Regions from separate parts of the Homo sapiens genome. Here region 1 is linked to region 2. Evidence: read pairs that join two places in POLR2A ChIA-PET (ENCODE). Cell type or tissue: A673. All regions are shown on one strand. Links, peaks and the distances in the headings refer to the core of each region. The heading gives the core; the rest is flanking DNA. Region 1 has its middle 20 kb from the start of CHRNB4. Region 2 holds the start of CHRNA5 (cholinergic receptor nicotinic alpha 5 subunit).

Region 1 (17,159 bases), core at 5,991-8,490, 97 kb before region 2:
TCAAGGGCAGTCAGAAATGAAATGCCAAGTTCCACTTGCTGTAAGTGTGTGATGGTGAAGAAAACTATGATCACCAGAACAGTTTGGTGCCACCGCCTTGATGTGGGTTAGGGCACTGAAGTTTTACTCCCCATTGCTTTTCCATGATCGATGCAAAAGGCTAACATCATAGTCTATTATGAAAATAACTTTGACCTTGTAGATCCTCTAAAAAGGCTTTGGGGACCTCCAGAATTTCACGGGCCACACTTTGAAAACCACTGCCCTAAAGCAGGGATCATCCAACCCCAGGATACATAAAAGTCACCTGGAAGGCTGATTAATATGCAGATTCTTAGGCCCTAGCCCCAGAATTCTGAATCTGTAGTTCTGGGACGGGATCTATGATTATGCATTTCTAACAAGCTTGCAGGTGATGCTAATGCTGCAGGTCCCGCAACCAAAGTTTTTGTTTGTTTTGCATTTATTTTTATTTTTTATTTTTTGTAGAGAGAGGGTTTCATCATGTTGCTCAGACTGGTCTTGAACTCCTGGGCTCAAGTGATCCACCCACCTCAATCTCCCAAAGTGCCAGGATTATAGGCATGAGCCGCTATGCCTGGCTGGGAACCAAATTTTGAGTAGAAAAATCCTAAAGTACACAACATTTCTTAAAATATTTTCATAGAATGTTAACAAATTTAAAGACATTTGGGAAGAACTGGATTAATCAAAAATATACAAGTTTATTTACTGTGGGACTTCTCAGAGCCTTTAATATGCCAATGTAAATTGGGACTCCCCAGGAGAGGCATTGGGTGCTCTGGGTTCCCAAACCTATTTGGTTTGGAATGCTTTTTCAGGGCTGGTAGCAGGGGCTTACAAGTTAATGTTCCTCAGAGCATGCTTTCTGAGCCACTTCTGTAGCAGTTTATGAATCAACTCCCTCAGGGAACAGAGCCGACCATCCCCATCTCCTCCTCCTCCTCCTCCCCTCTCCCTCCCAGGCCAGCTCTGCTCCCTTTCATACCTCATCTACATCTCTGGGGGAGGGGAAGTGGGGACAACCCAATTTAACTGTAGGACCGCATTGTACCACACTTGGCACACTGAGTTTTGTTTCATTTTAGATTTATCAGTCTGTGGTAGACTTATTTCAAACATGGATCACCAAAATCAGGGACATGCTGTTCAATACGCCTCTTTATATATATATATATATTTTTTTGTTTGTTTGTTTGTTTTGAGATGGAGTCTTGCTCTGTCACCCAGGCTAGAGTGCAGTGGCACAATCTCAGCTCACTGCAACCTCCACCTCCCAGTTTCATGTGATTCTCCTGCCTCAGCCTCCCAAGTAGCTGGGATTACAGGCACCCACCATCATGCCTGGCTAAATTTTGTATTTTTAGCAGACACAGGGTTTCGCCATGTTGGCCAGGCTGGTCTCGAACTCCTGACCTTGTGATCTGCCCATCTCGGCCTTCCAGAGTGCCGGGATTACAGGGGTGAGCCACCGTGCCTGGCCCGGTTCTTTTCTCCTTAAGCTTCTACACAAATGGGTTCTGTGCACCTTTCTATCAGGCATGCGTACACCTCCAGCGCTTACAGACAAGGTCACAAAAACCATTCCCTAAAAAAGACATGGAGTTAGTTGGAGAGTGAACCCAAAAGGAGCTTCAGGACTCATACTGCACAATTCACTTGGCTTCTAGGGCAGGGTCAGTTTTGGGGAATCATAATCATACCCTCCCATGGTGATGTGACTCTATAGGCATCTGGATTGGGGACAAAGGCTAACCTGAGAGGGAGGCTGCTATGAAGGAATCCCGGTAACCAAAACTAGTAGAGGAGGGAGGGAGTAAGCCAGGAGGATGCAGAACTTAGCTCCTGCCTAGTGACAGGCACTGCTGCCTCCATGCTGAATGGCATGGGAACAGCTTAGCCAGAGGGGCTTAGATTCCTGCTGTACCCCAAGACGTGGATGTGGGCTGTGCAGATAGGAGCCACCAAACATGACTTGTTCTGCTCTGCCTCTCTTCAGGCCCTGGCCATTTAGTGTGTTAAGTATATCGGAGACTGTAAAGGACAGAAGAGGAACCTGCCCCAGACTGGACAATCACACAGGGCTGTCTGGAGGAGGCAATGCTGGAGCTCCTGCAGGGAGGTGGGTGGTGCGGAAATGGGAGTCCAGGAGAGTTACCCTGATGATTTCCCTCCACGTGCAAGGAAAAAACAAGAGTAGGGGCATAAGTATTCCTTCCTCCAGCAGACGGATTCAAGCCATCTAAGAATAGAAGGGGGAAAAGAGTGTTCCAGGCCAGGGGCCAGCATGAGCTAACATTAGGAGGCATCTAAGAGCACAGCTCACTGAGAAACTACAAAGAGATGAGGCTAGAGATACAGGCAGAGTCCAGCTCACGAAAGGCCTTGAATGTCATGGAAGATTTGATCCTGCTGGTTCTAAAGGTCAACTGAGGAGTTCAAACAGGGATCTACACTCAGATTCCTGCTTTTGGAAGGTCACCCTGGCTGTCGCAGCATGTGCTGGGGACGAAGGGGCTGGAGGTGGCAGAGCCACAATATCTCAGGTAGAAAAATGAGGCTGAGTTAGGGCAGCAGCTGTGGGAATGAATGGGATTCAAGATGGGGACTGAGAAGGCACATTTATATCCTCTCCTTCCATTCAACTGATGGACCAGTGTTTTAAACAGTCTAAGCCACAACAACAAACATGACAGGCTGAATGCGGTGGCTCACACCTGTAATCCCAGCACTTTGGGAGGCCGAGGTGAGCAGATCACCTGAGGTCAGGAGTTTGAGACCGGCCTGGCCAACATGGCGAAACCCCATCTCTACTAAAAATACAAAAATTAGCTGGGCATGGTGGTGTGTGCCTATAATCCCATCTACTCTGGAGGCTGAGGCAGAAGAATTGCTTGAACCCGGGAGGCGGAGGTTATAGTGAGCAGAGATTGCACCATTGCACTCCAGTCTGGGCGACACAGCAAGACTCTTCCTCAACCAAAAAAAAAAAAAAAAAAAAAAGAAAAAAAGAAACAAAGAGGATGGAAGAAAGTCGTTAGTCATTAGCAGACAAGTGATTTCATCTGGAAAATGAAAAGGAGTTAGAGACCTGTGGGGTAGATTAGAGGGGCTGGGGTGCAGCGGGGCTGAGCCATCTGCCTATGAGAACCTGAGGGAGCCTCCAGGCTCCAGCGCAGGTATCACAGAGGGCAAAGTGAAAATGGGGCTGGAACAGGCAGAATAAACGAAGATCCAGGTAGGGACAGTTAATGCCCTTTCCCCCAAGTCATGGGTTCAGCCAGGCACTTACCCCAAGGAAAAAAATCAGAGACTGTCTCTAAAGAGAACTGTGTATACTGCCTGGTGAGATAGGTGCTGCTAGTGTAGTGGTCGGCACCCTTGAGGAAGCCCCCTTATGGCGGCATTTAGGGGTCCATGAGTGTAATGACTGGTTCCCACTCTAAGCTCTGCCCGCGTGCACATAACCCCCTTTGGCCTGTGCACAAAGTTCCTTTAGATATGGAAGGACACCAGGTAGCCCCATATATTTTAGAAAAGCTTCCAAAGTGAAGGAGAAAGAGCCAAAGAAGTCCTTAGAGAACCTTCAGAGAATAAAAGATTAAAAAGAAATAAAGAAAACGTGTATTCTCAGGAAAGCTCAAGGAAATACAACTTAAAAAAAACACACCCAAGATATTAAAAAAAAAAGGAACAGAGAAACAATTATCTTTTTAAAGATTGTGGCAAATACATAATATAAAATTCACCATTTTAACCTTTTTTAAATGTACAGTTCCGTGGCTGTATTAGTCTGTTTTCACGCTGCTATAAAGATACTACCCGAAACTAGGTAATTTACAAAGGAAAGAGGTTAAATTGACTCACAGTTACACATGGCTGGGGAGGCCTCAGGAAACTTCAATCATGGCAGGAGAAGGGGAAGCAAGAACCTTCTTCACGTGAGGGCAGGAGAGAGTATGCGTCAGTGCAGGAAAAACTACCAGTTATAAAACCATCAGATCGGGTGAGAAGTCATTCACTATTAAGAGAACAGCATGGGGAAAACTGCCCCCATAGGGAAAACTGCCCCCATACTCCAGTCACTGCCCACCAGGTCTTTTCCTAAACACCTGGGGATTATAATTCAAGATGAGATTGAGTGGGGACACAAAGTCTAACCACATCAGTGGCATTAAGGATATTCACATTGTTCTAAAACCGTCATCAACAACCATCTCCAGAACACTTTTTTATCTTGCAAAACTGAAACTCTGTACCCATGAAGCAAAAATTCCCCATCCCTGGCTGGCCCCGATCCTGGCAACCACCATTCTACTTTCTGTCTCCATGAATTTGACTACTCTAAGTATCTCATATGAGTGAAATCATACAATAATTGTCCTTTGTTACTGGCTTACTTCACATGCATAATGTCTTCAAGGTTCACTAATGTAGCATGTGTCAGAATTACCTTCCTTTTTAAGGCTGAATAATAGTCCATTGTATGGATATACCAAATTTTGTTTATCCATTCATCTGTCTATGGACACTTGAGTTGTTTCCACCTTTTGGCTATTGTGAATAATGCTGCTGTGAACATGTGTGTGCAAACATAAAAGAAGTAACTTTTTGGCCAGGCACAGTGGCTCATGCCTGTACTCCCAGCACTTTGGGAGGCCGAGGTGAGCAGATCACCTGAGGTCAGGAGTTTGAGACCAGCCAGGCCAACATGGTGAAACCCCGTCTCTACCAAAAATGCAAAAATTAGCCAGATGCAGTGGTGTGCCTGTAATCCCAGCTACACGGGAGGCTGAGGCACAAGAACCGCTTGGACCTGGGAGGCAGAGGTTGCAGTGAGCTGAGATCACGCCACTGCACTCCAACCTAGGCGACAGAGTGAGACTCCATCTCAAAAAAGAAGTAACTTTTTACAATTAAAAATATGGTTACCAAAATAAAACTTGCTAGATGGCTTGGAAAATAAAATTGATGGAATGTCTAGAATGCAGACAAAACATAAAAAAGAAAAAAAAATACAAGAGGAGAAATAAAATACTTCAAGGACTGATTCAAGTTCAACCAACCAGTTGACACTCCAGAAAGAGAACAGAGAAAACAAAGGGCAAGGGGTTACCAAAGAAATAATAAAAGAAAATCTCCTAGAGCCATGGGTTAGCCGTGTTGAAGCCCAGCCATGTGTCATGCACCGTGTGGATACTGGAGCTACATACAACTGCCACATGGTGCTGAGAATCTTGGGAGAGAGAGACAGAAACAAAACACTTGCATAAATTAATGTGAAATTGTAGGTAGAATGCAGAGCGCAAAAGGAACCTATAAAAACTTAGGCCAAGGATAGCCTCCTGAGACAGGGACGTTCAAGTTCAGAAGTAACCAGGCAGGAGAGAATGGGAGAAGTTCTGGGCAAAGGGAACAGCATGTGCAAAGACTGTGTGGCCAGAGAGGGCATGATGAGTTTGAAGAGCTGAAAGAAGACCTGCGTGGCTGGAGCTAAGAAGAGGCTTCCTAGGTGGTGAGCAGGGGAGGAGGTGAGGGGTGGATCCAACCATGTCAGGCTTTGAGGGCCCAAGAGTGGTAAGAAGCCAGGTTTTAGAGACAAAAACAGGTCCCTAGGGAGACAGAAAATGCTTTCTATTCCTTCTGGACACCAAGAAACAAAGCACAAGTTAAATCCTCAGTAGCTACTCACTTCTCTAGTGCTGGATGGGACTTTCTGCTCCACTGCAAAGAGCTCAATCTGGCCCTGCCCTGTGCAGCACAAGGGGGCAAAGCTCCTTAGGCTAAATCACAGGTGCTTTGGTTTTTAAAACTTGACTGAAGGACTTGGGTGACTGATGGGTGAGCAAGAAGAAAGTTGTTTGGATTCATGGGTGCACATTTAGGCAGTTTCAATATTCCATGTGTGAGTGCGACTGTGATGCATATTGATGCATTCATTTTGCACATCTGATTATTTCTTCAGGATCTATTTCTAGAAATAAAAGTTCTGGTACAAACAGATGGGGCATTTTTAGGGCTTTGGCCCTACAGAACAGTTGTTCCAGTTTACAGCCCCAGCAGTGGATAAGTGTCTGTTTACTCAAACTCTTCCCTGTCCAGCTGTCATTATATCTTTTTTATCTCTGCCAATTCAGCAGGAAAAAGAGGTGTCTTGTGGTTTTAGTCCTCTCCTCCTCTTCCTCCTCCCTTTTTAAGACAGGGTCTCGCTTGGTCACCCAGGCAGGAATGCAGTGTCTCAATCATAGCTCACTGAAGCCTGGATTCAGGCAATCTTTCTGCCTCAGTCTCTGGAGTAGCTGGAACTACAGGTGTGCATCACCATGCCCAGCTAATTAAAAAAAATAAAAAAAACTTGAGAGTTTTTTGTTGTTGTTGTTGCAGTGGCTCATGCCTGTAATCCAAACCCTTTGAAAGGCTGAGGCAGGCAGCTTAAGTCCAGAACTTTAAGACCAGCACGAACCACATGGTGAATACACAAAATACAAAAATTAGCTGGTTGTGGTGATGTGCACCTGTAGTCCCAGCTACCTGGGAGGCTGAGGCAGAAGGATCGCTTGAGCCTGGGAGGCAGAGGTTTCAGTGAGCCATGATCGCGGCACTGCACTCTAGCCTGGGTGACAGAGTGAAACTGTCTCAAAAAAAAAAAAATTTTTTTTTTTTTTTTTGTAGGTATGGGGTTTCACTTTGCCGCCCAGGCTGGTGCTGGACTGCTAGCTCCAAGCAATCCTCATACCTCGGCCTCCCAAAGTGCTGGGATTACAGGCGTGAGTCACTGCGTTTGGCCACATTTCTTTTATTGTTCTCATGGTTACAGTTGTTTCATATATTTACTGGTCATTTCTACTTTTTTATTTTTTGAGATAGAGTCTTGCTCTGTCACCCAGGCTGGAGTGCAGTGGCGTGATCTCGGCTCACTGCAACCTCCGCCTCCCAGGTTCAAGAGATTGTCCTGCCTCAGCCTCCTGAGTAGCTGGGACTACAGGTGCCTGCCACCATGCCTGGCTAAGTTTTCTATTTTTAGTAGAGATGGGGTTTCACCATGTTGGCCAGGCTGGCCTTGAACTCCTGACCTCAGGTGGTCTGCCCACCTCAGCCCCCCAAAGTGCTGGGATTACAGGCATGAGCCACCACGCCCAGCCATATCTACTTATTTTTAAACTACATATTCATGCCCTGTGCCCATTCCTATTGGGAATATGTCTTTTTCCTATTGATTTGTACCGATATTAACTCCCTGTCTGACATACATTAAATTCTCCTGATTTATTTGCTTATTAATTTTATGACATTTTTATATCATAAATCTTTTTGCAGTCACGTTTCCAATCTTTCCTTTATGGTTTCTATTTCCATGTTAAACTTAGGATGGCCTCCCTCACGTTGACATTATATAAATGTTTTCTTCTATTTCATTCTATTTTCCTTGTTTATATTTAACTATTTGTCCCATTTGGAATTTATGTTAGCATGCGGTTTGAAGAAAGATCAAATCCTTAATTTTTTCAGCCATATTTATTTCCTCTCCATTTTGAAATGCCAAATGTGTCATTTGCTAAATATTTAAAGTATACGTGGGACTTCTGGGCTTTCTACTACATGACATTGGTATATCTTTTATAACTGTTATAGCCCCCTACATTCTTTTTTTCTTTCAGTATTTACTTGATTTTTCTCTCCATTTACCAGTGATTTTAAAGTGAATTTACCAAGTTCACTACCACCCTCCCTTCTAACAATTCCTTTAGGACCTTGACTGGAATTTATAAATTAACTTTAAGATAACTTCCCTTGCAATGATAATTGTCCCATCTCTTGGCTTCAACGCCCCACATTAGAGCATGTTTACAATGAGCCAAGGTCAAAGCGGTGCATCCAGCGGGTTCCTGTCCCTGCCGGGAAGCACAAGTTCCTCCCTGTCCCCTGCCCACCCTGCTGGCTCTGGCAGGCCTTGAAAGGCCCATTAGGAAGAGGCCATTCCTCCTTCTTCATTAACACCTGTGCCCTGGGGACCAGACCAGAAGTTCTAGGAAGAGGAAAGTCCTCTCCTCACCTCTCCCCACATACTATGCGCTCCCCTCAACAATGTGGGGAGCAGCTGCAGATTCACAGTGTCCTGCCCCCACCCCAGCATAAGCACCTAGAGCTGGAGTCACTGGGGCTTCAGGGGGAGGGAGGGACTTGCCTGCCACATCCTGGGGTCCTGACTGGGTGGGCTTTCCTGGGAGACCAAGAACACAGATGTTCTGATGTTCTTTCTTTATCATATTGATGAGGGAGGAGGGTGGGTGTTGAGAAGTTAAATGACAATTTACGAGAGTCAGTTACAAGTGAGGATGAGCACAGCTGTCCCAACTGCAACCTCCTGTTTCTCTCCTCTGCCTACCCCACCCCACTCCCACCTCCACGGCCCTCTATAAACTGTGGCAGGTGGACCTTGGTAACAACATCACCCGGGGCTTGTTAGAAATTAGAAACCTGGCTTTCCGGAACTGGCCGAGCAGGAGGCGCCATCATGGGAGTTGACATCCGCCCCAACAAGGACCAAAAAACGTTCCGCGCAAGGAGCCCAAGAGCCGGGATATCTACCTGAGGCTGTTGGTCAAGCTGTACAGCTTTCTGGCCAGACAAATCAACTCCATATTCAACCAGGTTGTACTGAAGAGGCTGTTTATGAGTCGCACCAACCGGTCACTCTGTTGCTCAGATGATCCGGAAGATGAAGCTTCCTGGCCGGGAAAACAAAATGGCCGTGGTCTTGGGGACCATAATGGATGATGTGCGGGTTCAGGAGGTTCTCAACCTGAAGGTGTGTGCACTGTGTGTGACCAGCCGGGCTGCCGCCGCATCCTCAGGGCGGGGCAGGGGGCAAGATCCTCACTTTTGACCAGCTGGCCCTGGACTCCCCCAAGGGCAGCAGCACCATTCCGCTCTTTGGTTCTCTCAAGGGCCAAGAGGTGTACCGGCATTTCGGCAAGGCCCCAGGAACGCCGCACAGCCACACCAAAGCCTACGTCCGCTCCAAGGGCCGGAAGTTCAAGCGCGCCAGAGGTCAAAGGGCCAGCCGAGACTACAAAAACTAACCCTGGCGCCTACCCTCTTATTAAAAAGATTTTGGAAGAAGAGAGAAAGAGAGGAAAGAAAGAAATGTGGACCCCACCCTTGTCCTGCTGAGTCAGAAACTGCGTTTCAATCAAATCCCCAGGCAATTGTGTGCACGTGAAAGTTTGAGAAGCCAGGATCCCAAGACTCACCTGAGCTGGATGGAGCTCACAGCAACCGCTGAGATAATTACCCACCCTAGCCCCGCCTCTCTTGGGACAAGCCTGACCTCGGGAGTAGGGCCTGGGCCCAGGCCAGGGCAAAGCTGAAAAGTGAAAGAACCAAAGCTTCTCTCAGACACCAGGTGCATCAGAAACCAGCCTATTTCCTGCATCGAAGGCTGTGTGGAGTGATGGACAAGCATGAGGTCAGTGTGACACACACTTGGGTTCCAGTCGTCGCACTGACCCTTACAGGGACTGTGACGTGGGGCCCTCTATGAGCCTCTGCCGACTTACCTGTCAAATGGCAAGAACTACACCACCTCACAGACCTGATGGGAAAGCAGAGGTAAGTTTATCAAATGTCCAGAAGAGTGCCACGTCATAGTAGGTTTTTACTAGAAAGGAGAATATTGATGCAGGGCAGGTGAGCCCCAGAATCGGGGCTTAGCCCAGGAGGGTTTTTGGCTTCTCCCAGGAAACAATTTAAGGGTGAGCCAGTGCTGTTAGCAACTTTTATTGAAGCTGCAGTGTACTGCAACAGCAGAGGGACTGCTCCTTGTGGGACAGGGCTACCCCATAGGCAGTGTGCCCAGAGTAGCAGCTCACAGGCAGTTTTGTAGTCATATTTATATTCACTTTTTTTTTTTTTTTAAGACGGAGTCTTGCTCTGTTGCTCAGGCTGGAGTGCAGTGGCGTGATCTCGACTCACTACAGCTTCTGCCTTCCAGGTTCAAGCAATTTTTCTGCCTTAGCCTCCTGAGTAGCTGGGATTACAGGTGCACACCAACACGCCTGGCTAATTTTTGTATTATTAGTAGAGAAGGGGTTTCACCATGTTGGCCAGGCTGGTCTTGAACTCCTGGCCTCAAGTGATCCACCTGCCTCACCCTCCCAAACTGCTGGGATTACAGGCATGAGCCACCGCACCCATCATCATCTCTAGCTTGGACTCCTGTGAGCCTCCTCACTGGTTCCCTGCTCCCACATTGAACCCCTAGACTCTTGTCTTCATCCAGCAGCTAAAACAAGCCAATTAAAGCAATCATGTCACATCACTCCCTGCTTAAAACTCTCCAGAAGAAACTAAACCCTTTTCCTAATTTGAAGACCTTAAATGATGATTCCTGCCTCACTATCTCTGTCTAACCATATTTTAGGCTGTTCTCCTTGTTCACACAACATCAGCCTCACATGCCAAGACTGTCCCTCTGTGACTTTGCCATCTCCTACTCTGTCTGCCTATAATATTCTTCTCCCAGAGTAGGGTTGGTTCCTTCTGGTCATTCAGGTCTCAAATGTCACCTCCTCAGAGAGCTAGGGTACCCCTTCTCTGTCACCCTGCAGCACATCACTCTGTTTTGTTTTCTCTAGAGCCTTCACCACCACAAGCAGCAGTTATCCTGTATGTTTCTTTTTCTTTCTTTCTTTTTGAGACACGGTCTTTCTCTGTTGCCCAGGCTGGAGTGCAGTGGCGTGACCTCAGCTCACCTCTGCCTCCCAGTCTCAAGTGATCCTCCCACCTCAGCCTCCTGAGTAGCTGGGACTACAGGCATGAACCATCATACCCAGCTAGCGTTTGTTTGTTTGTTTTGGAAGAGATGGGGTTTAACCATGTTGCCCAGGCTGGTCTCAAACTCCTGGGCTGAAATGACCCACCTGCTTCAGGCTCCCAAAGTGCTGGGACTCCAGGCATGAGCCACCCTCACCTGGCCCTATTTCTTTACTTGGTCATTGTCTCCCCATCTTACACCCCCACCACCCATAGAATGAGGGAGAATAAGGATTTTGTTTTGTCCACTACTGTATCCCTAGGACTTAGAACAGTGACTGGGACATAGTACATGCTCAGTTAATGTATGTGAATAAAGTAATAAAGATGCTTACTCTTCACCCTCCTTTCTGCTGCCTTCCTGCTGAACTGTGTGCAGCAGCTGGCCTATATACCACATCAGCCCAGAGCAGTGTTTATAACAGAGGTTTTCAGGCATCTCCTCTCCTTCAGATGCATGAATTAGAATTTCTGGGGGAGGGTCTTGGGAATTTTTATTTGGAGGCCACTGCTTTAGATAACCAAGAATTGGTTCAGGTCAGGGCCTAGCAGAAAGGCTTTTTTTTCCCCCTCTTCAAAATCTTGTAGCTGTGCTTTCAAGAGGACATTGATAGCTTCATCCTGGTATGCAGGAAGCACTTAAGAACTATTAGTTGGAAAGAAGATGAAATGAAATCTGTACTTAGTTATTACAACTTTCTTTTTTCTTTTTTTCCAAGACACCAAGGGCAAGTAATTACAACTTTCTTGATGCAGTAGAGGAATCACTGATCTGGGGACCAAGAGGACTGGGTTTGTCCCCCGGTTGTTGCTGCTTCCTAGGGAGGGCAGTCTCTGAGCCCCAGATTTCTTATCTATAAAAAGGGACAAATAGTACTTAGACAATGGAGTTATTTCATTCATTCATTCATTCAAACATTTATTATCTCTGCGTTCTAGGACTGAGCCAAGGCCCAGGTGATATAGAAATAAACAAGAGGCTAGGCGTGGTGGCTCACACCTGTAATCCCAGCACTTGGGAAGGCCAAGGTGAGTGGATCACCTGAGGTCAGGAGTTCAAGACCAGCCTGGCCAACATGGTGAAACCCCATCTCTACTAAAAATACAAAAATTAGCCAGGCATGGTGGCAGGCACCTGTAATCTCAGCTACTCGGGAGGCTGAGACAGGAAAATATCTTGAACCCAGGAGGCAGAGATTGCAGTGAGCTGAGATCATGCCACTGTACTCCAGCCTGGGCAACAGTGAGACTCCTTCTCAAAAAAAAAAAAAAAAAAAAAAGAGAAACAAGAGACAGTCATTGTGAGGAATAATGATATATGTGTCCCCAGAATCAAAAGTGCCCCACCCTCTTCCCTGCTTGTAGCTGTGGTCTCAGTGAGGTCCCAGAGCAACACAGGAGAAAGGACCTGCTCTGATACAGAGTCTGATGGAACTTTATTTAAATTATGATGCCTCAGCCAGGCGCGGTGGCTCAGGCCTGTAATTCCAGCACTTTGGGAGGCCGAGGCGGGCAGATCATGAGGGCAGGAGATCAAGACTATCCTGGCTAACACAGTGAAACCCTGTCTCTACTAAAAATACAAAAAATTGCCGGGCGTGGTGGGGAGTGCCTGTAGTCCCAGCTACTTGGGAGGCTGAGGCAGGAGAATGGCGTGAACCCGGGAGGCTGAGCTTGCAGTGAGCCGAGATCGTGCCACTGCACTCCAGCCTGGGTGACAGAGTGAGACTCCGTCTCATAAATAAATAAATAAATAAATATGCCTCTAGCATTATGGGAACAGGCATGAGACATCCCAAGCCAGCTCAAAGGAGTTAACTTTCTTCAAAACTTATATAGAGTAAATTCACTTTCTATGCTACCAATCTTCATTCACTCATCCATACAACAAATATTTACTGGATATTCACTACTATTCCTATTAGGTGTTGTGCAGCTGGTGGAGGAGGTTGCCATTTACAGTAAAGGAAACATTGGGTAAGAAACAGGTTTGAGGCTGGCCGCAGTGGCTCATGCCTGTAATCCCAGCACTTTGGGAGGCCAAGGTGAGCAGATCACTTGAAGTCAGGACTTTGAGACCAGCCTGGCCAACATGGTCTCCACTAAAAATACAAAAATTAGCCAGTCGTGGGGGCATGTGCCTGTAACCCCAGCTACTCAGGAGGCTGAGGCAGGAGAAGCACTTGAACCTAGGAGGCAGAGGTTACAGTGAGCCAGGGTTGTACCACTGCACTCCAGCCTGGGTGACAGAAACTGTCTCCAAAAAAAAAAAAGAAGAAAAGAAAAACAATTGGAGGGAAGATTGTGAGTTTCATTCTAGAGAAGCTGAGTTTAAGGGCTTATGAGAGATACATGCCTGGAACTTAGGGCAGATGCCTGGTCTCCAATGTACAGAAGATATTGTAAGCTATGCATGCAGGTGTGCTAGGGAGAGAATGTAGAATAAGAGGGCCCAGGGCCTTCGATCTTTTCCCACTGCAGGATCTGCCCCAACTCTCACCACCAGAGCAACCCAAACCCCGTGTTGGAAAGTGAGAGGTATAATTAAGGGAATCAGAAGAAGGGAGGTTTTTATGCCCGTCTCTGGAGTCTTATTAGTCATTCTGCTCTTCTTTCAGCTTTTTGACATCTTATCTTCTACAGCGTTTGCCAATGAGTGCTGCAGGAATTCCCTGTATATCTGGGTGCTCCCAACATCCCTGTTGTGAAACGAAGGAGAGTTCATCATAAAAGTTTTTAGCAGCAAATTTTTTTTTTTGCTTTGTGTTACTTTATTCTACAAGTGATTTTTATTTACTTACTTGCACAAATTTATGGGGCATGTGTGAAATTTTGTTACGTGTATATAATGCATAGTGATCAAGTCAGTATTTAGGCTGTCCATCTCATGAGTGTAGAACATTTTTGTTTAACCCTAGTCACCCTACTATGCTATCAATCATTGAATTTATTCCTTTTTTTTTTTTTTTTTTGAGACAGAGACTTACTCTCTTGCCCAGGCTGGAGTGCAGTGGTGCAGTCTCAGCTCACTGCAACCTCCACCTCCCGGGTTCAAGCAATTCTCCTGCCTCAGCCTCCCAAGTAGCTGGGACTACAGGTACGTGCCACCATGCCCAGATAATTTTGTATTTTTAGTAGAGATGGGGTTTCACCATGTTGGCCAGGCTGGTCTCAAACTCCTGACCTCAAGTGATCCGGCTGCCTTGGCCTCCCAAAGTGCTGGGATTACAGGTGTGAGTTATCACACCCAGTCTTGAATTTATTCCTTCTAACTGTATGTCGGAGCAAACAATTTGAAAGTGAAATTTTGAAAATCTCATTTAGAGTGGCACCAAAAATTTTATAAAATACCTAAAAATAAATCTATCAAACCTCTACACTGAACACTATAGAACACTGTGAAATTGAAGAGGAACTAAATAAATGGAGAGATATGCCATGTTTTGTATTGGGAGACACAAAATTGCCCAATATGATAATTCTTTCCCAGTTTGTCTATATACTCAATGTAATTCCAACCAAAATTTTCAGCAGACATTGTTGTGTTTCTTTTTTTCAGAATTTGAAAAGTTGGTTTTAAAATGCATATGAAAATGGACAGGACCTAGAGTAACTAAAACAATTTTTGTTTTGTTTTTGAAACAGGGTCTCGCTCTGTTGCTCGAGCTGGAGTGTGGTAGCACCATCGTGGCTCACTGCAGCCTTGACCTCCCCTGGATCAAGCGATCCTCCTACCTCAGCCTCCCAAGTGGCTGGGACCAATAGGTAAGTACCACCTCATCCGGCTAATTTTTTCTATTTTATATACATATGTAATTATATGTGAGATATATATAGATATAGATATATAGATATATATAGATATAGATATATATAGATATAGATATATAGATATATATAGATATGTAACGTATATATACACAAAATTAGCCAGGTGTGGTGGTGTGCAGCTGTAGTCCCAGCTGCTAGGATAGGGAGGCTGGGAGGTGGGGGAGGATCGCTTGAGCCTGGGGGTTGAGGCTGCAGTGAGCCATGATCACGCCACTGCACTCCAGTCTAGGTGACAGAGCAAGTCTCACTCTCAAAAAAAAAAAATTATGTACTGTATAATTGTGTTCATACAAAATTCTAGAAAGTGCAAACTAATCTATAGAGACAGAAAGCAGATCAGCCTGGGACAGGATTGGAGGGAGCGGTGGATGACAAAGGGGCATGAGAAAACTTTGGGGGATTATGGAAATGTTTGCTGTCTGAATTTTGGCTTCATGAGTGAACACAAACAACACTAATCAAGTTGTACATTTTTAAAATGTGCAGTTGATTGTACTCCAGTTATCCGTCCATAAAGTTGGGGTGGGGGGAAACTCTTAAAACCAGGTGAAATAAATCTATACCATTTAGAAATTAGAACAGTGGCTCCATTTGGGAGGGTGGGGACCTGGAGGAAGTACAGGGGGTCTTTTAGGGTGCTGGTAATGTCTGTGTCTTGAGCTGGATGCTGGTTACACAGGTGTGTTCAGTTTGTGAAAATTCATTTAGCTGAACATTTATTTGTGAACTATTCTATACATATATCTCAATTAAAAGTTTTTTTAAAAAAGCTCTTTCACCAGACCTTAGATGAGTGCTGTAGTTACAGACAGTATAGGGATGATCTGGACTCCGGAATCTGCCTGTCTGGATTTCACATTGCCTATTTTTCACAGCACGTACACGGAAGATACTCTTGATCTCCCTACTTAACAGATGAAAAACATGAGGCACAGAGAGGTTAAAGAGTTTGCCCAGGGTTACACAGCTAGGAAGCTGCAGATTGCAAGCCCAGGACACATGATGCTGTGACTCACCTCTGCAGTCTCTCCTAATCCAGGCTTTACCTGATACACTTAGCATAGTGCTCAGCAGATGGGAAAGCACTGAATGCATGTTCTTTGCGGTCATTGTTATTGTTTAAGGTGTCTCCATTGAAAATACTTCCAACAAAGGAAACAGAAGGAAATCAGACCCCATCAGGGCAGACTTAAAAATCAACATCTGCCCTTACGTGGAGCACCCAGCAATGTTACCTCAATTCTCTTTGAGTATTAGGCTTTCCCAGCAACGTGCCAAAACCCTGGTACAGAGCATTAGGCTTCTTCTCTCCCTGGTAAGTTCATCCAGAGGAGGGATCCTGGCTTCATCCATCCCTGAAGCACATGGCCTGGCACAGATCTGGGTCTTTATGCTATGTGAACAAGTGAAAGGGGGAATTGGAAGAGACAGGTTCTCAGGTCCCTTTTTAGCCCCTGAGGGTCTGGAGTCCTTGAAGCCATTGAGCTTCCTCTGCACAGCCTTTCATCCTGGAGCCCATTGCAACCCATCCCTTCCATGGTGCTGGAGATGGTAAGTGCTCTGGACAGCAGATGCTGAGATGTAGTTAAGAATGGGAGAGGGTTCAGTGGGGACCAGTAATTACTGTAAATGATAAGAGGAGGAGGTAGCTGGATTGGGCAGGGGAAGACTTCAGATTGCCATGCCAGATCTAACAAAGTTTCAGCCCCCGCAACAGGAGGACTTGGAGTTTGAGTTGAGCAAAAATGGCAGGCCCTAGGACTCTCGCTGTGCTCAGTAGTTGGTTTGGGGGCTTGCCAGGAAAAGTGTGGCCTCTACCTCAAAAGCTGAGGTAAAGCCTGAAGATGCTAGCCACTGGAGGCAGGCAGCTAACTGCATTCTTGCAGCTAGGAGGTTTGAATATCTCTGCAGTGGTCACAGTCACAAAAGGGAAGAAAAACACCCAGCAGGTTTTCCGCCAGCACTGCCAGCCTTTGCCTGGCTGTCAGTGGACAGCTGGGGAGCCAGGTGAGGCAAGCTATGGAGAATCAAATATGGAGTAAGGAGGTCCTTCAATGAGGAGGTCCATAAAGATTGAGAGGAATCAGGGCCGGCTTTTCCAAGATAAGTCCTGAAAGCCCAGATGCTTCTGATTAGCAGGAAGGAGGGAGGAGATGATTCAGGACAAGGTAGAGTGAACCCTTTAGACTTAAAGCCAGAATTTGAAACAGCTTAATGTCCTGCCTCCCTCAGAACTTTCAGATGGAAGTACACATCATTAGTTATGACTGATTGAGGAAGCAACAGTCAGGATTACATTGTCAAAGGATCATGCCACTATTAAGCACCTACTGAATTCCCATCTGTTATAAAGGAGATAGGAGAAAAGAGAAGGAAGGGGTGGTGTGCTATCTGCTGAGGCTTTCATTATCCCATTTAAGCCTCAGACCAACCCTATGAGCGGGGTGACAACTATCACCCTCTTTTTATAGATGGAAAAAGCAAGCCTCAAA
Region 2 (12,474 bases), core at 1-2,500:
TTCCACTATTTAAGAAACTCACTCATAAAACCTGAAATACAGACGTAGTGAACTTCTGTAATCATATCTTGCTTAACGGATGCTTAGCTTTTCTACGTTTAGATCACACCATAGCTGCTCCACAAACGTGTTTTTCTTCAAGGTATTGAGAGAACTGACTCTAAAACTTTCCCAAGCACTTGAAACATGTAGGACTACGCGATTTCTTTTGTTGTTTCCATTCCTGTCCAAAACCTCTTGAAAAACAGCAGGCTGAAAAAAGCTGTGCTCTAAGGAGCTAGTGAGGAACTCTGGATGCAAACGATTAGCCCCGAAGCCAGGGAAGTTGGCCGCCTAGCCTGCTACAACACACACCTTTCATCTCCGGCGAAAGGAAAGGTTTTCAAATGCTGCGGTGGGTAGGGGACAGGGATGGAGGAAGAGGCGGCGGGCAGGAGGTGGAAGATAAGTCCCAACCCCTAGAATGAACCCCAGAGTCTCTATATCCCGTAAATGGGCAACAAAATGGGAAGCTTGGCTGCCACCAGGACAGGAAAGCCCTGCTGGACAAGAGTGGCATCTTTTACTGAAAAAGTTGTGTGGAAGTATACGCTAAGCCAGCCTCGTAGTCTCCAGCGATGCAGGTCGTGGAACAACAAAGAAAACCCACCCAAGTAGCCCTTTCTCTGCATTTAAATGAGCAAATCTGGACATTTAAACTGAAACCTCACTCCAAGCCCCCAGGAGAAAAAAACCCACCTCCCCTCGCAACCAGGTTTTCCGGCGGCCGTCGCCTGGCGGCTTCCTGGGCACCGCGATGTGGAGTCCGGGCCAGCTCCCGCCCCGCCCCTCTGCAGCCCGGGCTTACCTCTCTGCGCGCCGCCCGCCGCGCCCGCTAGACCGCAGCGCCCCGCGACCAGCTGGACCAAGAGCAGCAGGCGGAGCGCGCGGGGCCCTGACCCCCGCGCCGCCATCGCCCCGCGCCCGCGCGGGACCGCGGGCAGCCGCCTCTCGACCGCCGCGCGGGGAACGCGAACTCTTGGGGAATGGAGCACTGAGTGTGAGTCGTGAGACAAAACGAGGGCAGACGCAGCAGAGGGGCCGCTCCGCGCCACAGCTCCCGCCGGGACAGCAGCCTCAGCCTAGCAGCTTCTGGCGGGCTCGGGACGCATGTGGAAGCTCCCGGCGCCTAGCCCCGCCCCTATTTCCCTCTGGCCCCGCCCAATCCTCGCCTTGTTCCTTTTGGCCCAGTCCGGTCTATTCATAGCCCCGCCTCCGATCCCCACCAACCCTTTCCCCACCCCGCCCCGCCTCTGGTCCAACCCTGTCTGCTCCTAGCTCCTCTTTTTCCACGCCTGGCCCAGCCCCATCGCCCTGGCCCCCGCCTCCAGGCCTTCCTTTGGGCAGGTGCGACCCTGGAGCAGAGTTCCAGGAAGGCAAAGACTTGAGGCTGGCATCGCAGGCGCGTCCTTCTCTAACCACCGGATGTCCTTGGCCTAGTCACTGCACACCTTAAGATAACAGCTATTCATTGATGTCTGCTCTGTGCTCAGCACCAAAAGGGGAAGCAGAGGGACAGATTGCTCCCAGCTGATAGAAAATGTAAATAAAGTAATTCCGAGTTGTGATCAGAAAGAAACAAGCTGGAGGCTGGGGCAGAATCACAGTGGTGGGGGACTTGCTCCAGGCTGCAGCGCTCTCCATGGGCCCCGCTGCCCACTCAAGTCTTTCTCACCAGGAAGTACCAGTCGCAGCTTGACTGCCTCCTGGGGCTGTCGTGTCAGCCAAGGGGTCCCCACCAGGAGACCTGTGTTGTGGACCAGCGAGACAACCCTGGGCAAGTCACTTTCCTCTCTGGGCCTGTTTCCTCGTCTGGAAGCGAGGAACCGAGGCAGATAAACTAGAGGACTCGGGAAGGTACAGCTCTGACACTCACTCAAGCCATCCCCGGAAATGATATGCAGTCGCCTCAAACGTGGGCATCGCCCTCCGTGTTGTCATCAATTAACATTTGTAAATATTAGTGACTATCTGCTACAGACACTTAGCACCTCTGGTGGAGATTGGTGCCGACTGCTGGAAACCCGTCTCAAATCCCTCCAGACCCTATATTTCATCCTCTCTGTCCATAATTAGAAAGCTTCATTTGGCTGAAGGGATTCAGGCGAATTATCTTTAAACTTCAGTGGCAGAGGGAGCCGCTGACTCTTCACAGAACGCTTTATGGAGGTGACACCTCTAAGACTCATTGTGAGCAAAAATTTCACTCCACCCTCCAGACTAGTAAATCTGTGAAAAACTAAACCTGGTTGCAAAGAATCTAAACAGCAAAATTCAGTGAAGATGCTCTTCTTAGGTCCAAATACAGCTGGAAAAATGTAAATTACATCCAATGGAGCCAATCTGTTTAAACAGGACTTAAACAAAGGGGCCACAGAAAAGGGATGCACAAGATGTTAACCAGATTAGTAATTAATTGCACTTCTGCACAGAAATGAAAGACAGTACCTATCATCCTTTCACTGCAAATTTACATTTTACTCTGAAGAATTTATGGGACTTACAGGCACTTATGCAATTCATCCTAACAGTGTTTGGATGACTTTAAAATGTTATTCTGCTTTTACAGCTAACTGATTTGAAACAGAGGAGTTGAATAACTGCTGAAGGTCACAGTACCTGTCAGTGGCAAAACTAGAATGAAATGGTTGTCAGTGCAGCCACTGCAAGTATAATTGGAACTCCTAGATGTTATATCAATAATCATGAGAATGATGGTTATTTACATAATCTATGAAAAACACTATTAATTGTTGCTATTAAGTGAAAGGCAAAGCGTGACATTTGTTGGGCATTTTAAAATCCAAACAAATAATCAGAATATAATGTCTACATCTTACATGGTTTTTCCAGGGGGATACGCCAATTACTCATGGTTGCTGGATATGGTGCTACACCTGACTCTGATAACAGGCATCTTCACACTGCTAGGAGACATTAGCTGACCAAATGACAATGAAAATTGCTGCTGTTGCTGCAGCCACCACCTACAAAGTTCCCCTAAAGTGGCATCTATCTACCAACTTTCTGAGACTTAGCCAAAGGGACTATTACACAGTTCTTGCATCCCAGACACCACCTTTTCCTCTGAAGATTGTGGAATTTTTATTACACTTTCCTGTCTTCATTTATCCTTCCTTCTCCCCTCTTCTGAATATCCAAACCCACGCTTTCTTCAAGGCTCATTTCAAATGCCACCTGCCTTCTCTTTATCTATTTCTCCATAATTATGTTCTCTACTAGATAGTGGATTTCTCAGCCTAGAGGCTATGTCTTTTTTTTTTTTTTTTTTTTTTTTTTTTCCTAGTAGAGACAGGGCTTTACTCTTGCCCAGGCTGGAGTGTGTAGCAGTGTGATGATAGCTCACTGTGGCCTCAACCTCCAGGGCTCAAACTCAAGCGATCCTCCCTCCCCTGCCTATCAAGTAGCTGGGATTACAGGGGTGCACCCCTACAACCAGCTAATTTTTTTAGTTTTGATTTTTTTGTTTGTTTCTTTCTTTTTTTTTTTTTTTTGGTAGAGACAAGGTCTAACTATGCTGTCTAGGCTTGTCTCAAACTCCTGGGCTCAAGAGATCCTCCCACCTCGGCCTCCCAGAATGCTGGGATTAGGAGTGTGAACCACCATACCCAGCGGGGCTATGTCTTGTTCACCTTTATAATACCTACTTGCCAGTCAGTACCTTGCCATAGAAAGTAGAATTTAACAATTATCTTAACACTGCTAAGTAATGGGGACTGTAAGAATTTAAACACGTTTTAATATGCTAGTTCATTTAGTATCAATATTACAGGAGTGGTACTTTTATTATCCTTGTTTTGGCCAACACCTTCTCAGTTCTCTTGGCAGGTTCCTCCTCTTCTACCCAGGCTTTGCATGTTGGAAATTCCAGAGGCTCAAATCTGGGACCTATTCTGTCTCTGTAAACTTCCCCCCTCAGTGATCTTATTCACTTCCCTGGCTGTAAATACCATCCATATATTGATGATGACCAGATTCATACTCAGATAGGTGCTGATCTCACCTCTGAGCTCCAGTGTATTTGACTATGTACTTTACATCATAATCACTTAGTTATGTCACTTAAGATGTTCCAAACCATGTTATCCTCTTAGCCTTCCCATCTCAATCAATGATACCACCATCTGACTAATTACTCAAGCTAGAAAACTGGAAGTCATCCTGAGTTCCTCCCTCTGCTTCACCCACCGAGTCTAATTCAACTCTAAGTGCTATTTACCTGGAATTTATTTATTTATTTATTTATTTTTATGTATTTATTTTTAAGAAGGAGTTTCACTCTTGTTGCCCAGGCTGGAGTGCAATGGTGCGATGTCAACTCACTGCAACCTCTGCCTCCCAGGTTCAAGTGATTCTCCTGCCTCAGCCTCCCAAGTAGCTGAGATTACAAGCATGCGCCACCAGGCCCAGCTAATTTTGTATTTTTAGTAGAGATAGTGTTTCACCATGTTGGTCAGGCTGGTCTCGAACTCCAGGTGATCCACCTGCCTCAGCATCCCAAGGTGCTGGGATTACAGGTGTGAGCCACCGTGCCTGGCCAGCCTTGAATTTATTTTGAATCCATCTCTTGTATCTCCTTTCCACTCCTAGTTTATTCAAATGCATCTCTATCTTAGACTCCTGCCCCAGCCTCTCACTGGGTCTCCTTCCCTGCATCCTCCAACACACTCTCCAGATGGCAGCCTGAGTGATTGTCTTCAAACAGAAACAAAATCCCAAGTCCTTGTCATGATTCTTAGAGGGGCCCCCGCTACGCTCACAAACTCCACATCACACCCCTCCCCTTTGCATGCTAAATTCCAGCCACATGGGCCCCTTCAGTCCAGGAACCACCAAGCCCAGTCCCACCCTAGGGCCTTCACACATGCTGTTCCCTCTGCCTGGACTAATCTCTCTCCACCCCTCCTCCTCCTCTGCCTTGCCTAACTCCTACTCCTCCTTCAGCACTGGGCTGATCGTCACTTCTTGTATGAAAGCAATCTCTCTAAGTTGGGCCCTGTACTCCCTCTGCTCATTACTTTCACTGAATAAATGAATCCAAAGATCTGAGAGCTAGCGAGCTAGAAAATAGTGGGCAGGGATTCGAATCCAGGTGACCTGACTTCAAGGACTTAACCATTCACTAAACTAAAGTTAATCTCTTTAAGCCCTATTACTAACTTTTTAAACAGTGCCATAAAACCTGCCTCACAGAATGTAAAGTTCATAAAGTCCTTAGCACAGTGCTTGAGTGTTCAATAGATGGTAGCTATTATTATTTATGTAGCAATTATTCTCTGACGTACTTTCATCCTTACAAAACCCTTAAGTAAAGGGCAGTTGGTGCTTTGGAGTTAAAAAGAGAGTGCATGGAAAGGGAATTAGGAGGCCAAGTAAATAGCAGACATCAAAAATAAACATTGTCATCTGTGAGTGGTATGGCCTAATGAGTTGTCTTTTATATCAATGTTGTTCACTTTTCTTTTTTATAATGGGGTCAACTGAGCTAAATTCAGAGCTAGGCAGCTTCTCTGAATCTTCCATTCAGCACTTCTATTATGGCTTGGTAATAAATTCTGCCGTGAGCCTTTAAGATGAAAGCCAAACTGAAAAGTTAATTAAAGATAAAAATGGATGCTGTCAATTTTACTGCTGAAATTAAATTCATTTTCACAGATTAAAAGAAAAAAGCAAGTTTTGATGGGATATTAAAATTCAATCCTTCATAAGAAATGATATAAGAAGTAAAGGTCTCTTTCAAGGGCTATTTCAGTGACCACAATCAAAATGTAAAAGTACAGACATATTTTAATGTGGAGAGTTTTAAAGAAGAAAATTAATTTGCCACATTTTTATTAGATTGTAATAACTAAATAGTAATGCATAAAATCAAATATCACAAAAATATAAGCCATATATAAAACTAAGCCTTCTCAATAGAATTTAATAATAGCGTATATATCACACAATGTCACAGGTTCAATTACCAATAGAAAAACGCATGTTAATAAGGAAATGGCAATTCAGCTACCAAACATTTTTTTTTTTTTTGAGATGGAATTTCACTCTTGTTGCCCAGGATGGAGTGCAATGGCGCGATCTCAGCTCAGTGCAACCTCCGCACCCCAGGTTCAAGTGATTCTCCTTCCTCAGCCTCCCAAGTATTGGCATTACAAGCATGCGTCACCACGTCTGGCTAATTTTGTATTTTTAGTAGAGATGTTTCACCATGTTGGCCAGGCTGGTTTCGCATTCCTGACCTCAGGTGATCCGCCCGCCTCGGCCTCCCGAAGTACTGGGATTATAGGCATGAGCCATCACACCTGGCCTACAAAACATTCTTGTTAAAAATGAAGATACTGTTTTTTATTTTAAGAAAGTGCAATACAATATCCCATGTCCCCTAAATGTTGAAAGCTTTTAAATCTGGGAGTGATGAATTACGTTATAAAATAATTTTTCTTTTTAAGACAAATATGAATTTCCATAAAGTCCTTGAGTAATAATTTTTAATATGCAAAAGTTCAACATTTGTCTACTAAATAAAGACACCTTATTAGGAACATATAAATGTGTGTAATATAAATATGTATTGTCTGTTCTCCATAGATGATATACTATTATAAATGTTAAAATGAAACTTATGCTTTTAATTTGATATCTACAAGATACAATTACAAATATTCAATTCTGTGCAAAAGGTAGAATTGGAATATTTTTCTAATATCAAATATCTAGCCTCTATCTCTCCCTCAGGCTTTCTATTCTGGACATGAGAGGTATTTATAGACACTGCTATGTATACCAGAAGTGAATCCAAAGTACAATTTATACTGCAGGTTTAGACCACAAATGTTCCAGATATTTGTGGCTATAGACCAGGAGAACTGCCATCTTAGAATTTAATGTATTGATTGCCAAATTATTGGTTCCCAGATTAATTCCCCTTCAGTCAAGAGATATTATAAAATTCTGATTCTCAAAAGCACAAAAAAATCCAAAATTAAATATATTTCATTTCCATGTGTAATTTGTAAACTGCCATATATTGCTTTTAGGGAAGTAATGGTAAAATGAAGATAGAGCTGCTTCTCTGATATGGTTTGGAATCTCTGCTTTAATTATCATCTCTTCTAATTTATTTAGCAAGGGTTCACTTTCTCATCTAGCTTCATTTCCCGTGGAATACTAATTGACATCAAGGTTTCTATAGGGATAAGAAACAAGACCAGATGAGCAACCTCTCAGCAATAGAAAAAGCTCCTTCGGAAGATTATGTATGGCATTGATTGTTTCAGGGAATTGATTGTCTTTAATCTAATTCTAAGCCACCTGATCCAAATCTCTTAAAATTGGAAATCGTTTGGTAATTTCCAGTTCCACAGCTGTCTCACACAAGACACAATCTTTCCTTGCTCTTCTAGAACATGGCTGATTAATTTTAGGTGTTTTAAATTTTTTGAAAACTGAAGAATACTTCAAGTCACCTGTATGGAAAAGGGTATTTTGATCCTTGATTGTATCTGATCTTCTCAGTCATTGGTGAACCAGAATTGAAACTGCTTGTGTTTCTAACACACACATGATCTTTTCAATGCTTTATGGGATAACAGATTGGGAAATACAGAGAGCTCTTGGCATATTGGGAATCGCACAGCCTTTGATTTGTGGAGTCAGATAAACATGAGTTTGAATCTTTGCTGTCACTCCCAGCTATTCATTCATTCGTTCAACAAATATTTAAGAAACAACTCACGTATACACCAAATTCTAGGAATGATGCAGTGAACATGATAGTTAATGTCCCTGAATTCTTGGAAAGTACTGCCTTGGGAAGGAATGCAAACAATAAACAAGTAAACAAAGCCGGGCGAGGGGGCTCACGCCTGTCATCCCAGCACTTTGGAAAGCTGACGTGAGAGGATTGTTTAAGGCCAAGAGATCCAGACCAGCCTGGGCAACATCAAGAGCCCCCTTATCTCTACAAAAAAATAAAATAAAATAAAATTAATTAGCCAGGTGTGGTGGTGTGCACCTGTAGTCCTAGCTACTTATGAGGCTGAAGTGGGAGGGTCGCTTGAGCACAGGAGTTCAAGGGTACAGTGAGCTATGATCATGCCTGCTGCTGCACCCTAGCCTGGCCAACAGACTGAGACCTTGTCTTGAAAAAACAAACCTTGGCCGGGTGCGGTGGCTCATGCCTGTAATCGCAGCACTTTGGGAGGCTGGCGTGGGTGGATCACCTGAAGTCAGGAGTTCAAGACCAGCCTGGGTAACATGGTGAAACCCCATCTCTACTAAAAATACAAAAATTAGCTGGGCGTGGTGGCATGTGCCTGTAATCCCAACTACTTGGGAGGCTGAGGCAGGAGAATCGCTTGAATCCAGGAGGTGGAGATTGCAGTGAGCAGACAGTGCGCCACTGCACTCCAGCCTGGGTGACAAGAGCAAAACTCCATCTCAAAAAAAAAAAATAAACTTTGCCTTTAAAAAAACAACATAAGACCTTGTCTTTAAAAATAAAATAAAAAACAAGTAAGCAAGATAATTTCAGAATTTGATAAGAACTATTGAGGAGGGCTAGGTGCAGTGGCTCATGCCTGTAATCCCAGCACTTTGGGTGACCTACGCAGGTAGATCACAAGGTCAGGAGATGGAGACCATCCTGGCCAACATGGTGAAACCCCGTCTCTACTAAAAATACAAAAATTAGCTGGGTGTGGTGGCGCATGCCTGTAATCCCAGCTAACCGGGAGGCAGAAATTGCAGTAAGCCAAGATTGTGCCACTGCACTCCAGCCTGGCGACAGAGTGTGACTCTGTCTCAAAAACAAAAACAAACAAACAAACAAAACTTGAGGAATAACTAGAAATTGATGCAGTGGGGGGTAGGGGATTTTACTTTTAATCAGGTGGTCAGGAAATGCCTTCCTGACAAGATAACCTGAGTTAGGACAGAAGATGGAGAAAGTGGCAGTCATGCAGGATGGAGGGGAAGAGCATTCCAGATACAGGGGTGATCTAGCTAAAGACCCTTTGGTAGAAAAGAGCTTGCTACGGCCGGGCACAGTAGCTCATGCCTGTAATCTCAGCACTTTGGGAAGCCAAGGCAGGAGGATCACTTGAGCTCAGGAGTTCACCAGCCTGGGCAACATAGTGAGACCTCATCTCTACTAAAAATAAAATAAAAATTATCCGAGTGTGGTGGTGCACACCTGTAGTCCTAGCTACTTGGGAGGCTGAGATGGGAGTATCACTTGAACCCAGGAGGTTGAGGCTGCAGTGAACTATGATTGTACCACAGCTGTGGTGACAGAGAACATGTCTCTCAAAAAAAAAAAAAAAAAAAAAAAAAGAATAAAGAAGTTTGTGAGAGGGAGGGGCAGAGAGGAATCAGGGGTACAGATTCTCAACAAGATAGGGGGACAATGGAAAGCTGGGGCTAATTCCGGTTTATATTGAAGATTGTATTATTTGGGCAGGTGGGAAGGAGTCCTCTTTAAGCAAAGAATATGACAATACAAGCCAGGTGTGGTGGCACGGGCCTGTAGTCCCAGCTACTGGGAAGGCTGAGGAGGGAGGATCGCTTAAGCCCAGGAGTTAAAGTCAAGACTCAGCCTGGGCAACATAGCAAAACCCTATCTCTACAAATAGAAAAAGAATATGATAGTACAAATGTGAAATTGCGTGTGAAATTGGATATTTACTTAGAACAAAAAAATTTTCAACAAATTACATTATTTTTTGGACCACAACACTCAAAGCCAGAACAAATTTTGTAAAAGTTGACAAACATCACAGTAACTAGAAAATGATAGTTTGGGCCAGGCATGGTGGCTCACGCCTGTAATCCCAGCACTTTGGGAGGCCAAGGCGGGCAGATCATGAGGTCAGGAGATCGAGACCATCCTGGCTAACACGGTGAAACCCCGTCTCTACTAAAAATACAAAAAATTAGCCAGGCGCGGTGGCGGATGCCTGTAGTCCCAGCTACTCGGGAGGCTGAGGCAGGAGAATGGCTTGAACCCAGGAGGTGGAGGTTGCCGTGAGCTGAGATCACACCACTGCACTCCAGCCTGGGTGACAAAGCAAGACTGTCTCAAAAAAAGAAGCTGCCCATGCTTGTTCCCCTCCAACCTATTCTCCCCTTCACTGCTAGAGGGATCTTCTTAATATGTCAATCGGAGCACATGAACACATGTCTTAAACCTTGCATAGGTTTCCCATCAGAGAACTTCCCCAATTTACTGTGAAGCTAATGCAGCTTAAGAGTCAAGCCTCTTCATTTGCACGGCTCCTTCCAAGGCCCTGGGAAAGACCCTAATAACGTATTGTTACGCTCATATGCAAAATATCTTTTTTTTTTTTTTGGAGATGGAGTCTCACTCTGTCACCCAGCTGGAGTGTAGTGGCACAATCTTGGCTCACTGCAACCTCTGCCTCCCGGGTTCAAGCAATTCTCCTGCCTCAGCCTCCCGAGTAGCTGGGATTATAGGTGCATGCCGCCATGCCCAGCTAATTTTTTTGTATTTTAGTAGAGACAGGGTTTCACCATGTTGCCCAGGCTGGTCTCGAACTCCTGAACTCAGGCAATCTGCCTGCCTTGGCCTCTCAAAGTGCTAGGATTACAGGTGTGAGCCACTGTGCCTGGCCATGGGCAGCTATTATAGAAGTCCAGGCAAGGGATGATAGTGATGGCTTGCATGGAATGATGGCACTGGAGTTGTGTGACTTGGCACAAATTACTCACCTTTTCTGATCTTTGGTTTCCTCAACTACACAATAGAGAGATTGCCTCTAAATCACTGAGCACAGAGTAAGCCCTCAAGGGTTTACAAGGTTGTTGTGAGAATTAGCACTAACATTTATAATGTAGCTGACACTTACTGTTTAATCAACAAATGATAGCTTCTACTCTGCTGTAAAGAGAAATGGGGCTTTCTAAGGCTGCAAAATACTTTAGAAAAGCAATTAGAGGCCGGGCGTGGTGTCTCTCGCCTGCAATCCCAGCACTTTGGGAGGCTGAGGTGGGTGGATCACCTGACGTCGGGAGTTCGAGACCAGCCTGACCAACATGGAGAAACCCCATCTCTACTAAAAATACATAATTAGCCAGGCGTGGTGGTGTGCATCTGTAATCCCAGTTACTCAGGAGGCTGAGGCAGGAGAATGGCTTGAACCTGGGAGGCGGAGGTTGCAGTGAGCCAAGATGGTGCCACTGCACTCCAGCCTGGGCAAAAGAGCGAGACGTCATCTCAAAAAAGGAAAAAGAAAAGAAAAGCAATTAGAAGGAAAAAGTATTTTTACATTTCTCCTTTAAGAGTATTTTTAGGCTGGGGGCGGTGGCTCGCGCCTGTAATCCCAGCACTTTGGGAGGCCAAGGCGGATGGATCACTTGAGGCCAGGAGTTTGAAACCAGCCTGGCCAACATGGTAAAACCCCCTCTCTGCTAAAAATTCCAAAAAACAACAGCTGAGTATGGTGGCAGGCGCCTGTAATCCCAGATACTTGGGAGGCTGAGGCAGCAGAACTGCTTGAACCTGGAAGGCGGAGGTTGCAATGAGTCGAGATTGTGCCACTGCACTCCAGCCTGGGTGACAGAGCAAGACTCCATCTCAAAAGAAAACAAAATAAAACAGTATTTTAAAATGGCTTGCCTATAATTTGCTGAAGGTTACCAGTATGCTCGTTCAGCATCTAAACTGGGCCACTGAGACAAGTTAATAGTGGCTAACTCTGGGCAAGATATTATGGGTGATTTTTATTTTATTCACTGTGTATTTTTCAAAGTGATCATGCATTGCTTTCCTAATCAGAAAAAGTAAGTTATTAGATTGTTTAGGAATCAGAAGACAGTTTACCCTGGATTCTCCCATTCCATGTGATTCCTAATATTTCAGAGAAGGTTATTACATAAGGCTCTTAGGTACAGAATCAAAGACTTGGCCTCTCACTAGAGAGTATAAAGTTAAGTATAAAGAAACTTAGAGAAAACATTCTTCCTGCCAAGATGAAAGGAAGTGAAAATCCTCTCCAACTGTGAGACCTACTTCTATAACTAACAGATTCATATACATTTACTCAAACAGTCAACCCATTTCCCATTTCTATTGGGTTCTTATAGGAGAAAATAGGGCAAAGTAGATTCTTTTAAAAATCCATATCACTAATGTTAATGTATGGCATAAAGATGGATTTTAAAATAAGCCAAAAATTCTACTTCAAGGTGTATACTCAAAATAAATGAAAACGTATGTCCACACAAAAAACTTGTACCTGGGTGTTCACAGCAGCATTATTCTTAAGAGTAGAAATAACTCATATTTTTGCCAATGAGTAAACAAAATGTAGTATAACCATACAATGGAAGAAAAATAATAAATCTCTGCTTTTTTTCTCTAATCTAGTAAAGAAATTACTGATGCACACTACCACA

Evidence for each region. Peaks named below come from ENCODE experiments on the same cell type or tissue, not always from the same donor. Only the 100,000 strongest peaks of a DNase experiment are listed, where the experiment ranks them.
Region 1: POLR2A ChIA-PET joins it to region 2 with 13 read pairs; 6 of 35 experiments call an interaction of 5 or more read pairs at or near these places.

The regions. Positions count from the first base shown.
Region 1 is chr15:78,652,986-78,670,144 of GRCh38, reverse strand. It overlaps a transcript of CHRNB4 not described here and the pseudogene RPL18P11. Among named protein-coding and RNA genes, the nearest start is that of CHRNB4, 20 kb to the right of the region's middle. RefSeq lists an enhancer at 8,604-9,803. In A673, for the core only: no CTCF peak of the experiment used is centred there; no DNase peak of the experiment used is centred there; H3K27me3 peaks cover 2,201 bases.
Region 2 is chr15:78,554,199-78,566,672 of GRCh38, reverse strand. CHRNA5 (cholinergic receptor nicotinic alpha 5 subunit) reads right to left here and starts at 1,153. Exons shown (of 6, transcript NM_000745.4): 1 at 848-1,153. The coding sequence starts at 953. RefSeq lists a silencer at 866-955 and an enhancer at 1,766-1,955. In A673, for the core only: a CTCF peak has its summit at 554; DNase peaks (open chromatin) are centred at 562, 822 and 1,202; H3K4me3 peaks cover 1,547 bases; H3K27ac peaks cover 1,087 bases.